Linked DNA regions of Homo sapiens: all the other regions are linked to region 1. Evidence: chromatin contacts called from ENCODE Hi-C or POLR2A ChIA-PET data. All regions are on one chromosome and are shown on one strand. Each heading gives the region's core, a stretch centred on a gene start or an enhancer-like site at or near the end of the contact. The rest is flanking DNA. Distances are from core to core; before and after follow the strand shown. Region 1 overlaps LINC01258 (long intergenic non-protein coding RNA 1258). Region 2 holds the start of LINC02278 (long intergenic non-protein coding RNA 2278). Region 3 holds the start of LINC02513 (long intergenic non-protein coding RNA 2513).

What was found. Hi-C counts contacts between places; a loop is a spot of excess contacts on that map. ChIA-PET counts read pairs that join two places held with the same protein, here RNA polymerase II (POLR2A). Pooled maps may share reads with other maps.
Region 2: a map with no recorded cell type shows a loop between it and region 1 (3-fold over the local background). The contact joins the promoter of LINC02278 here to the enhancer-like site in region 1. A Hi-C loop is called at or near these places in 1 of 168 maps with a recorded cell type or tissue (lower leg skin), 8 of 37 single-sample maps with no recorded cell type and 8 of 50 pooled maps.
Region 3: a loop to region 1 is called in a map of endothelial cell of hepatic sinusoid, with 2.9 times the contacts of the local background. The contact joins the promoter of LINC02513 here to the enhancer-like site in region 1. A Hi-C loop is called at or near these places in 1 of 168 maps with a recorded cell type or tissue (endothelial cell of hepatic sinusoid). POLR2A ChIA-PET finds 5 or more read pairs at or near these places in 1 of 52 experiments (AG04449).

The regions. Positions count from the first base shown.
Region 1 is chr4:38,448,267-38,451,965 of GRCh38, reverse strand. It overlaps LINC01258 (long intergenic non-protein coding RNA 1258), which reads left to right. Exons shown (of 8, transcript NR_110951.1): 5 at 727-791; 6 at 1,926-2,022. Among named protein-coding and RNA genes, the nearest start is that of LINC01259, 60 kb to the left of the region's middle. Within about 2 kb of position 1,550, at least 5 of the 41 ENCODE cell types and tissues checked have a DNase peak (open chromatin) inside an H3K27ac peak, as active enhancers do.
Region 2 is chr4:38,562,445-38,566,143 of GRCh38, reverse strand. LINC02278 (long intergenic non-protein coding RNA 2278) reads right to left here and starts at 2,141. Exons shown (of 3, transcript NR_146991.1): 1 at 2,028-2,141.
Region 3 is chr4:38,365,019-38,368,717 of GRCh38, reverse strand. It overlaps LINC02513 (long intergenic non-protein coding RNA 2513), which reads right to left and starts at 1,804. Exons shown (of 2, transcript NR_149123.1): 1 at 1,688-1,804. RefSeq lists enhancers at 1,884-2,023, 2,144-2,223.

The sequences.
Region 1 (3,699 bases), core at 301-2,800:
TCAGTGGACACTTGGGTTGCTCCTACATGTTAGCTATTATGAATGATAGAGTTTGGGTGTGTGTCCCCACCCAAATCTCATATGGAAATGTAATCTTCAATATTGGAAGTGGGGCTTGGTGGGAGGTGATTGGATCATGGGGGTGGATTTTTCATGGATGATTTATCACCATCCCCCTTGGTACTGTCCTAGTGATAGTACGTTTTTGTGAGATCTGATCATTTAAAAGTGTTTGGCACCTCCCCCGCTCCTTGCTCCTATTTTTTTTGCCATGAAATGTGGCTGCTTCCTGTTTGCCTTCCACCATGACTGGAAGCTTCTTGAGACCTCCCTGGAAGCAGATGCTGCTATGCTTCCTGCACAGCCTACAGAACCATGAGCCGATTAAACCTCTTTTCTTACAAATTACTGAGTCTTAGGTATTTCTTTGTAACAATGCAACAACAGCCTAATACAATGAACTATGCTGCCATAAACATGGATGTACAAGTATTTATTTGAGATCCTGTTTTCCATTCTTTTTGTTGTATACTCAGAAGTAGAATTGCTGGATCATATGGCAATTCTATTTTTAATTTTTTGAGGAACCTAGGTTAAACTTTTTGAAACTGCAGATATTGAACCAGTTTTATGTTTACCAAAAAAGCAGAACTTTAACACAATCTAATCTGTTTATTCCATCTCTCACTCTCTTGACTTCTCCATAACCCTATCCAACTGATAAAGAGGAATCAACTTCTTTATACAACAATGGCAGAGAAGTTCTACAATATGGAGTCCTGTGATAAAAGGTAATGCCAAAAGTTTGTCCAATGGTGACTTATGGTTCAGTCCACTCATTTTTGGTTTTTAGATTCTTCAGTGTCCTTCTTTTATCTGTTTCTAAAGTTACAAACTACCAGGAAATTTCTCATGGGAAAAAAAAATCTGTATCTTCGGATTATTTTACAAATCGGAAGACTAGAACATGTATATCAAAACCAGCTGGCGGCCCAGCACAGTGGCTCATGCCTGTAATACCAGCACTTTGGGAGGCCAAGGTGGGTGGATCACCTGAGGTCAGGAGTTCGAGACCAGCCTGGTCAACATGGCGAAACCCTGTTGCTAAAAATACAAAAATTAGCTGGGCTTGGTGGCGCATGCCTGTAGTCCCAGCTACACAGGAGGCTGAGGCAGGAGAATCACTTGAACCCTGGAGGCCAAGGTTTCAGTGAGCTGCAATCGTGCCACTGCACTCCAGCCTGGGTAACAGAGCCAGACTCCATCTCAAAACAAACACACACACACACACACACACACACACACACACACACACACACACACAAACCAACAACTGGCACCAGGGGGTCTTCCTTAGACAGGTCATACCTTCTCCAGTCCTACAGACACAGAGTCCCTTTTGATCTCTAATGCTGATGTGCACGTCAAATGCCACGTGTCTTTGTGACATGGCTTTTTCTAAAGCTGGTCCTACAGGCTGTTTGCACCTGCGATCCCTGGAATCACTTCAGTAAAATCAATGATTAACAAAGAGCTACTCTCCGGCCCTTTCCTGAGAGCTTGTTTTGAAGAAGTTAGAACTCTTTGCAAGGCAGTAAACCCTTCCTGGGAGTTGGCAGGAAAAGCCAGGAAGTCTTCTCATTATTATTGAGCACTGATCTTCCTTGTAGGGGCATATACCTAGCATACCAAAATTTACTCTCTGCAGCCCCCAACTTCCTGTCAGTAACACAAATGTAGGACATAAGTGAAGCTTTGCGAAAAAGGAGGATAGGATTTATTGTTCTGTTTTTAATTGAAAGCCCAAATAGCGATATTGATTGGTTTGATTCCACCAGAGAGTTAAACAATTTCCTTCCACATCCCCAAATCCCCAACTATGCAGAGCTGCAGCGGTCACCACCAGCCTCCTCAATGTTGTGCAGGTCCAGCTGACTGACCCACCAGCTGGTGACCAGCAGAGCAGAGGAGGAGCAAGCACAGGACCTTCACCTTTCCTGCCAGGTGTGGGCGCCAGTCAAGGTGGGCTCCAGGCTCTGATGCAGGCATGAGAGGATGTTGCAGCAGATGTGCTGCTTGCTTTTAAAGCTCTGGAACACAACAAAGATGAGGTTTTCTGTAGATGTGTACATGATTTTCATATAGAAAGATTTCCTTTTTCCTAAAGTCTAGAAAACAAGTAAATACCAAGTGAATCACTGACCTCCCAGAAACTATTTTATGCTCATGGTATGCACTGGTGGAGGGAGGTGACTAACGCAGGGCAGCCGAGCTGAGTACTTAAAGCTGGTTTTGCTCAATCTGTGGTACGGGTACTCATAGGGTAAGCATGATAATTTGGGGGTGATACACAGATATACATTTACAAATGTTAATAGTGTGATGTTGACACATGGAAACAGAGAGGGGAACAACAGACACTGGGGCCCAGCAGAGGGTGGAGGGTCGAGGAGGGAGAGGATTGGGAAACGTAATTAATGTACACTAGGCTTAACATCTGGATGACAAAATAATCTGTACAACAGGCCAGGCATGGTGGCTCATGCCTGGAATCCCAGCACTTTGGGAGACTGAGGCAGGCAGATCACGTGAAGTCAGGAGTTCGAGACCAGCCTGGCCAACATGGCAAAACCCCGTCTCTAGTAAAAATACAAAAATTAGCCAGGCGTGGTGGCATGTGCCTGTAATCCCAGCTACTCAGGAGGCTGAGGCAGGAGAGAATTGCATGAACCTGGGAGGTGGAGGTTGCAGTGAGCCGAGATCACACCACTGCACTCCAGCCTGGGTGACAGAGTGAGACTCCATCTCCAAAAGAAAAAAAAAAAAAAAAATCTGTACAACAAACCCTCATGACAAAAGTTTATCTAAACAAACCTGCACATCTACCCCTGAGCTTAAAATAAAAGTTTAATACTAAAAGAGAAAAAAAAAGATGTTTTTCAACGTAATATTACCTTTCACGCCAAAACAGGTGAATATAAATAGACATAAAAAATAGTGTGATATTTACGTTAATGTGCATTAGAATAAAAATTTAAGGGGGGTGGAGTCAAGATGGTCAAATAGGAACAGCTGCAGTCTACAGCTCCCAGCGTGAGTGATGCAGAAGATGGGTGATTTCTGCATTTCCAACTGAGGTACCAGGTTCATCTCACTGGGGAGTGTCAGACAGTGGGTGCAGTGCACCGAGCATGAGCTGAAGCAGGGCGAGGCATTGCCTCATTCAGGAAGTGCAAGGGGTCAGGGAATTCCCTTTCTTAGTCAAAGAAAGGGGTGACAGACGGCACCTGGAAAATCGGGTCACTCCCACCCTAATACTGCACTTTTCCAATGGTCTTAGCAAATGGCACACCAGGAGATTATATCCTGCACATGGCTCGGAGGGTCCTACGCCCATGGAGCCTCGCTCATTGCTAGCACAGCAGTCTGAGATCAAACTGCAAGGTGGCAGCGAGGCTGGGGGAGGGGTGCCCGCCATTGCTGAGGCTTGAGTAGGTAAACAGAGCAGCCAGGAAGCTCAAACTGGGTGGAGCCCACCGCAGCTCAAGGAGGCCTGCCTGCCTCTGTAGACTCCACCTCTGGGGGCAGGGCATAGCCCAACAAAAGGCAGCAGAAACCTCTGCAGACTTAAATATCCCTCTCTGACAGCTTTGAAGAGAGTAGTGTTTCTCCCAGCACGCAGCTGGAGACCTGAGAACG
Region 2 (3,699 bases), core at 892-3,391, 110 kb before region 1:
GAATTTAGAGAAATTTAAATGCAAAAGGAAGTCGTTTTCCAACACCCCTCCCCTCTGGTAAAAAAGCAAACAAAACAAAACAAAACCAAACAACCTTGGTTTACTCAGACTTACCCTTCGAGACTTGGTGCAGGCATCAAAACCTTCTATGGCTACCAATATCCTCAATAGGCTGTTTGTTCTTTCTGCACCTCTCTCTCTTCCCTTTTCCCTTTTCATCCTACACGTCTCTACTCTCAAATCTCCTTTCCCACTCCTGTTTATATTGGAGTCTCACAGCGGACACAGACCATGGTCTCATGGAGGCCTTTGTAAGAAGTTACTAAAGTTACTAAAACTAATGTGTTCCTACAGACATTATGAAGGAGGACTTCGGACAGAGACAGCAAGTTGATTTCCTGGAGCAATACCTAGGGAATTATTCTTTTGGCTCTGAGAGGATGATATTTTAAGTTGTTACATATTTGCTGATCTTCAGGAGATTGCTGGAACCATCCTGCATGTACAGGAAGCTTGGGCTCTTGGCCCAAATTGGCTCAGGGTCTAAATATTTGGAAGATGAATACTTGGAAATGCATTTAAACATTTAAAGCATTTTATTTATTTTTCCAGTGAGTCTCATTGTTAGTGCAGTACAACTTTGCAGCAAGACTGTATCTGCTGAAGACATGAACCTTGTGGACAAGCCCAGGCCTGGGCTCCACCTCAGGTCTTGGCGGGAAGCCAGAGGTGCATGTCTATTGGCTAATGTCCACACTCCTGAAGTGGGTTATTATTACAATCCCTCACCTTAAACGCCTGCATTCTAAAGTCATGCTAAGGGTCTGACCCAAATGGAACACTGGAACACACACAGACACACGCACGCGCGCGCACACACACACACACTTTTCAAACCAAATGTTGCACTATTTCCTTTCTTTTGTCAGTGCTGAATCTATATTATTATTGTCAGCTGTTAACTCTACACTGATGATGCACTGTGGTCAGTTTCCCTCTCTAGCCTTCCAGCCAAGGTATCTTTTGGCTGCTATATGCTTAGAGGAGGCAAACTAATATGAATGTATTAGATTATGTAAAACATAATTAGGGAGGGAAATTTGCTGTAAAAGCATCCTATGTATTTATAGAACTCAGAGGAAATTATAAGCAATGTGGGGGGAGATTTCATGTTCTTTAGACTCACAGATAAACTCTAGGACCTAAGTGATTGGAACTATTTCCCTATCGCAATCAAATTATCCAGATAATTACCAAATATCTACTTTGCTATGCTACAGAGTCACAAACGCACATTGTCTCAATGGCACGGGAGTAAGCATCAGCTTCATTTCTAATAGGTGAAGTAGAAAAGGGGGCCGGGCGGAGGGGCTCATGTCTGTAATCCCAGCACTTTGGGAGGCCAAGGCGGGAGGATCACGAAGTCAGGAGATCGAGACCATCCTGGCTAACATGGTGAAACCCCGTCTCTACTAAAAATACAAAAAATGAGCCGGGCGTGGTGGCGGATTCCTGTAGTCCCAGCTACTCGGGAGGCTGAGGCAGGAGAATGGCGTGAACCCGGGAGGCGGAGCTTGCAGTGAGCTGAGATCGCGCCACTGCACTCCAGCCTGGGCAACAGAGCGAGACTCCGTCTCAAAAAAAAAAAAAGAAAAGAAAAGGGGTGCGCTGGGGTGGGGGGAGTATGGGAGTACACCTGGCCTTGGTAATTGACACTGTAAGGTGTCTTAACAACAATGATAACAACCATCTCAATAGAATTTGGGATGTGGTAGCAACAGTAAAAATTATATTAAACTGGGCCCCATGCCCAGACTATCAGCCTCAAATAAACAAAGTACAAGAAAAACACTTCAAGAGGGACTAACTTGTGAATCAAGGAAGCTAAATAAGCCAGAGACGTGCTCGCCGGAGGAGACAATGCTTTCACCTCCTTGAAAAAGCTTTTGCCCAACCTAATTAAAATGCCCCATCTAATTAAAAATCTAACCATAATCCCACTGACAGCCCCTAGCTCCACCCCTTACCATTGTCACGATGCTCAGTTGAGCCCCCTTAGCTGAAAAATTATTGAAATAGAGTGGATTTGAGTGCGCAGGCATAATTCCCAGCCTACCACAGAGTTGGAGGCAAAGACGCTTAGTGATTTGCACAGTGGTTGGTGGTGTCTCACTCAGCAATGATGTATGACACGGATGAGTGCAGAGCGGCCATCTGCTGTTGAGGAGGGTGACAGAAAAGTCTGTTCTACTGTGGCAGATGACTCTCCCAGTGCTGGGCAGCTGGCATAGAGTGGACAAAGTTGGACAGGGCAAGTGATGCCCAGCAACTCTCTGGGGCAATAACTCAAGGTCTTCTCCCTTCTGTGGCTATATTCATCCCTGTCTTCTTCACACACACACACACATGCATAATAGAGTTGATATGATAAAATACAATTTGGAACATGCAGAAGAGGGAAGAAGCACACGCCTACCCAAAGGGTTAAAGTTGCTGGTCTGGAGCATGAGATGTATCTCTGAGTTTCCTAGTAGCCTGGGCAAAAAGAGAAAACCTGATAAATCATATGGCACATGTTACCTGGGAAAAAAAGCAAAAACAGGTTCCTAGAAGAAATAAAGTTTTTCTTAACAACCTTTCTAAAATCTGGGGTTTTTTTTTTTTTGGTTTTGGTTTTTTTACTTTTGACTTAATAGAAGGGAGAAATTGAATTTCTCAGAGTGTGTATAACAAAATGTCAAACTGCTAGAGTGCTTGGCCTATTGATAGGGAGAAGACTAGAACATGGCTTGCTCAATCATTAATGAGAAACAGGTAGCATTCAGCAGTACCCTGGGACTGGCTGATTGGATCTTACCTCTTCAGAACTAATAGAACATGATTTTTACCTTTTTATTTTTGCATATCTGTATTTTCTGAAACTTCCACAGTGAACATGTATGACATTTGTCATGCAAATATAGCTGGTTCTGGACTGTGTGATGTGAGATCCTCACCCTTCCTTCCCCTGTTCTGTATTGTGGGAGGGGCTTGACCCCTCCCGGCTGCAGTTCTCAGGGCCCTGTGTTAGCTGGCTTCTAGCTGAGTTTGGCTAATGGGAGGCTCTGGTGGGAGTTTGATGAGCAGGAGGAAGGAAGACGTCAGGGTATTTTTCCCTCTCCCTCTGTCCTGGGGTAGTATCTCTGGCAGCTGCTCCCTCTCTTCCACGACTCCAGTTTGCACAGGAAGTCTGTCATGGTTCCAGCTTCCTCTGGGTAATCCCAGTCCCTGGGCTCTGCTAGCATCACCTCCTCCCTTTGTCCCTCCAGCCTAGGAGTGGCGGCAACTTCCTGCTGCTGCTGGTCTCTGGATTGCCTCACCATCCCTTGTTTGGCTTTTAAGTTTCTTTCATCTCATTGCATTAACTTTCCTCTGTTTTAAATATTCGGAATGATTTCTGTCTTCCTGGTTGGGCTCTGACACAAAGAGACAAAAATGTATTTGAAACAAAAATGAATGGGGCAAAAGAATCTAGAGGAACATGAGTTAGAGAAATAACCAAAAAAGCAGAAGACTTCACAGATCATGGCAGCACACACAAAGAAATGTCCAGTGTTGGTGTGCAGCAGCTGGAAAAGACATCTGGTCACCTGAGGGCCTTTTAAGGCACATTTATAGGCAAAAATAGCAGCTTTACTTGGAGTCATAAGATCTACAAGT
Region 3 (3,699 bases), core at 555-3,054, 84 kb after region 1:
GCCTGACTCAGGGCAGTGTGAATTTCTGAAATGAAAGAGTGGTGGGGGAGGCAGATTTGGGGGCAGAGTGAAGATTTCTTTTTTGGTTTAATTAATGTCTTTTGGGTATTAAAGGGGAGAGGTTTGAATCTATAAATCTGAAGTTCAGCAGAGAGGTTAAGGCTGGTGCTATGAATGTTGCATTCACCATCATCAAGATAGTATTGAAGCCAGGGGACTGAGAAAGATCAACTAATAACAGTGTTGTACAGAAAAGGGTGAGTCTGAACCGTAGGGAAACTGAGTATTTAGGATTCATTTTTTGATTATCTACTGTGCATCTATTCTTGGTCCAGACTTTCTGCTTCCAAAGGCAGTGCACCATTCTCCGACCAAAAACAGCCCTTCTACTGATCTGGTAAATTGACTGTGGGTTAAGATTATGACCCCTACAAAGACCTCTAATAAAGTATAATTGTACTTTTGCAAGAATCTATTACCAAATATTTCCATAACTAACATCACAATGAGGCTTCCCAGGCATTTGCCTTTTCTTTTGTTGTTGATTCCAGTATCTGAATCTCCTTCCTACATTTGAAGATATCCCCCACTTTATGAGTCCCATCTTTCTCTGTAGATTTCCCAGGGAGCTATCTTAGGGAGTGATCTGAGGCTTTGTTTCTTAGAACGCGTTCTCCACGCCTGGCTTGCTGGCCTTCCTAGAGATCCTATGAGCTACTTATTATCCTTTAATAAATTCCTTTTCTGCTAAGCCAGTGTTGATGTTTGGGTTTCCCAGGAAACAGAATCCCAGACAGAAATTTTTGTGCAAGGAGGTTTTGGGAGGAGTGTCCTCTGGATCAACATCTGTCCCCTGGATCACAGGGCAAGGTACACAGGAGAGGGCAGAGAGAGAACTTGAACTGTGATGATGTTCCAGTAGAATCCTCATCTGATACCACGGGGAGCTCAAGAGCTGGAGGGCCCTTTAGGGGACTGAGATATTTGTATCCCTTCTCTTCTCCCTGGTCATTGAATACAGGCTGCCCCAGAAAGAGGGCAAGCCCTTGGATGAGATGACTTTCTTAGGCTAAGAGCCACATCAGGTCAGGGATACAGCTGAGACCTATCATCCACTTGCACTCCCAGTCTCTAAAGCAAGCGTTACAGTTTACAAATCCATTCTTCCCCTGGATTCTAGCAATAATCCAATCATTTTCTTCATAGTTCAAATGAGAAACTGAGGCTCAGAAATAATAAATGAACATCTAGAACAAGCTTGTCCAACCCATGGCCCACAGGCCACACGCAGCCAGGATGGCTTTGAATGCTGCCCAACACAAATTTGTAAATGTTCTTAAAACATTATGAGGTCTTTTTTGCTCATCAGCTATCATTAATGTTAGTGTATTTTATGTGTGGCCCAAGGCAATTCTTCTTCTTCCAGTGTGGCTCAGGAAAGCCAAAAGGTTGGACTACCCAAAAGCAACCAAAGTTCCACACTAGATATTGCTGACAGTAAACATCTACTCCTACCCTCCTAGCATCTGGAAGGCAGCCAGGGTTCTGAGTGAGATTTCAGTTCTGCCAGTGAAATGCCTTTGATGTAGAAAGAGGTAGAGGTGAAATGCAAACCCTCATCTTATGATTCCAAATGCTGTTTCTTTGCCTACACCATATTGAACATTGTTGCAGAGAAAAAACAAACCTTTGAGATGGGCAAGATGTCCAAGAGCCTGAGTAGAGCCTGGGCAGTTCAAAAATCTTGAGCCATATTACTTTTGGATCTTTCCTCAGGAGTTCTCAGAATTTGGGACAATGAATTCCAGTTGGAGCCACCATTTGTGAAGGAATCTCACCTTATCCTCCTATGGGAAAAAGAAAAAAAAAAAAAGTCACTAAACAGCAACCAAAGTGCCATACTAGATATTATCTGCTGACAGTAGACATCTACTCTTACTCTCATTTGTGTTTCCTCCAAGGGTCTGGAAGGCAGCCAGGGTTCTGGGTGAGATTTAAATTCTGCCAGTGAAATGAACTTTCATGCTATTTGGAAGGCAGAGGAGAGGTGGAGACTGTTTTCCCACAGCTGTGACAGCAGACAAGATGTGCCAACAAAAGCAAGTAGCAACAACTGGGCTCTGCACTCCACTCCCTGGTCACCAGTGTCTGGAACAGAGGTGGCAGGAGCTCAGGTTTTCTGACCTCTAGCTTATAGCAACAGTGGTTGATCTTGAAACCAAAACACCAGAAGCTGATTTTTACTACTCCTTCTCTTCTAAAATGTTGTGAGCACTGAATTTCCTAGATGAAGCCAATCTCTTTCTGCTTGAAATATTATATTTGTAATGGTTTTCTTTTTTCTATGCTGAACCTGAGCTAGCACCCCAAGCGTGAAGCCAGAGTCAGTGACTCCCCTTTCCACACCCAGACATGATATAACCAGAAGAAAAATGCTCTTTTACCCAGAGAGCAACATGGAGAGTACCGTAAAACAAACTGGATCTCAAAGTGCTGAGATGACTCCTCCGGGGAAACTAGTGACTGTTGGCCCATTGGGGATTGCTTCTTAAAGTAGGTGGGATGAGAGCCTTGTCTTGCTGTGTGGACTGTAATACTCAACCTTTACCACCATGCACTTAGTCCCAGCACAGACCTATCTTCTACCTTTTTCATCCACCATCCTAATGTCACAGAGAGGGAATGCATGAAATCTCACCAGTACGCTTGCTGGCCCACCATGTTGACAAGATGCCTCGCTAATAGAGCAGAGGCACAAGAGCCCATGACCATGGCATGGAGCCAAGTGTCAGCTAAAGTCCGAGACAGCGAAAGAAGTGTAAACAAAGGAAGAACGCTTTACAGGCATCATGAATCCCACGCCCAAAAATGCAGACAGGCAGTGGACTTTTGGAAATGGAGTCTCTTGGATTTGTAGCCATCAAAAACAAAAAGGCTTTTCAAACAAAGATGTCATTTTACAGAGGCAGAAAGAGCCAATGCTGCAAAGTGTCTTTAGCCCTGCAAATTCAAGCATGAAATGGATATTCAAGGATAGCTTGCCCACAAATGCAGAAGCTGGGACACAGAAGATGCATAAAATATACAAGATACATCTTGAATGAAATAAAATGTAAGAAGGAATCCAGAGAATGTGCAAGCACCTTCATTTTTAAGAAGAATCACTATAATATCCAGTTTCTACCTCATAAGGCTGTTTCCGTGTTCCAGGCAACAGCTGGTCCCACTTTATTGCTGTGGGTACAAAGAGTTCTAGTAAATCCTGTGTAATAGATGTATTCATATGCTCCATCCTTTTAACAATCTTCTTAATTAGGGTGCTGTCCTTTTAAGCAAAGCATTTATATAGTTATTTTATTGCATTTGAATACAGTGTTAGCTTCAATAGACTTAATATAATTTTATGGGTTTTTAAAAAATTGCTTTACAATGAGGGGAATTTATTTTATCATCATTGTGGAGTTATTCCCATGGACTTTTAAGAGCCTTTGGTACAGAGGTTTATGAATCACTGTAGAGGAGAAAGGATCCTAAAGATGTGGTAGATGGTGGTGGTTCTGCCACTTACCTTACTTCTGAGAACCTCAACTTTCACGTCCATAAAACAGAATCAGAATATTCCTCGCCTGCTTCATGGATAAATTGTGAACATCAAATAAGCTATTATATATGAAAGGGCTTTACAAGGCATTGAGAGTT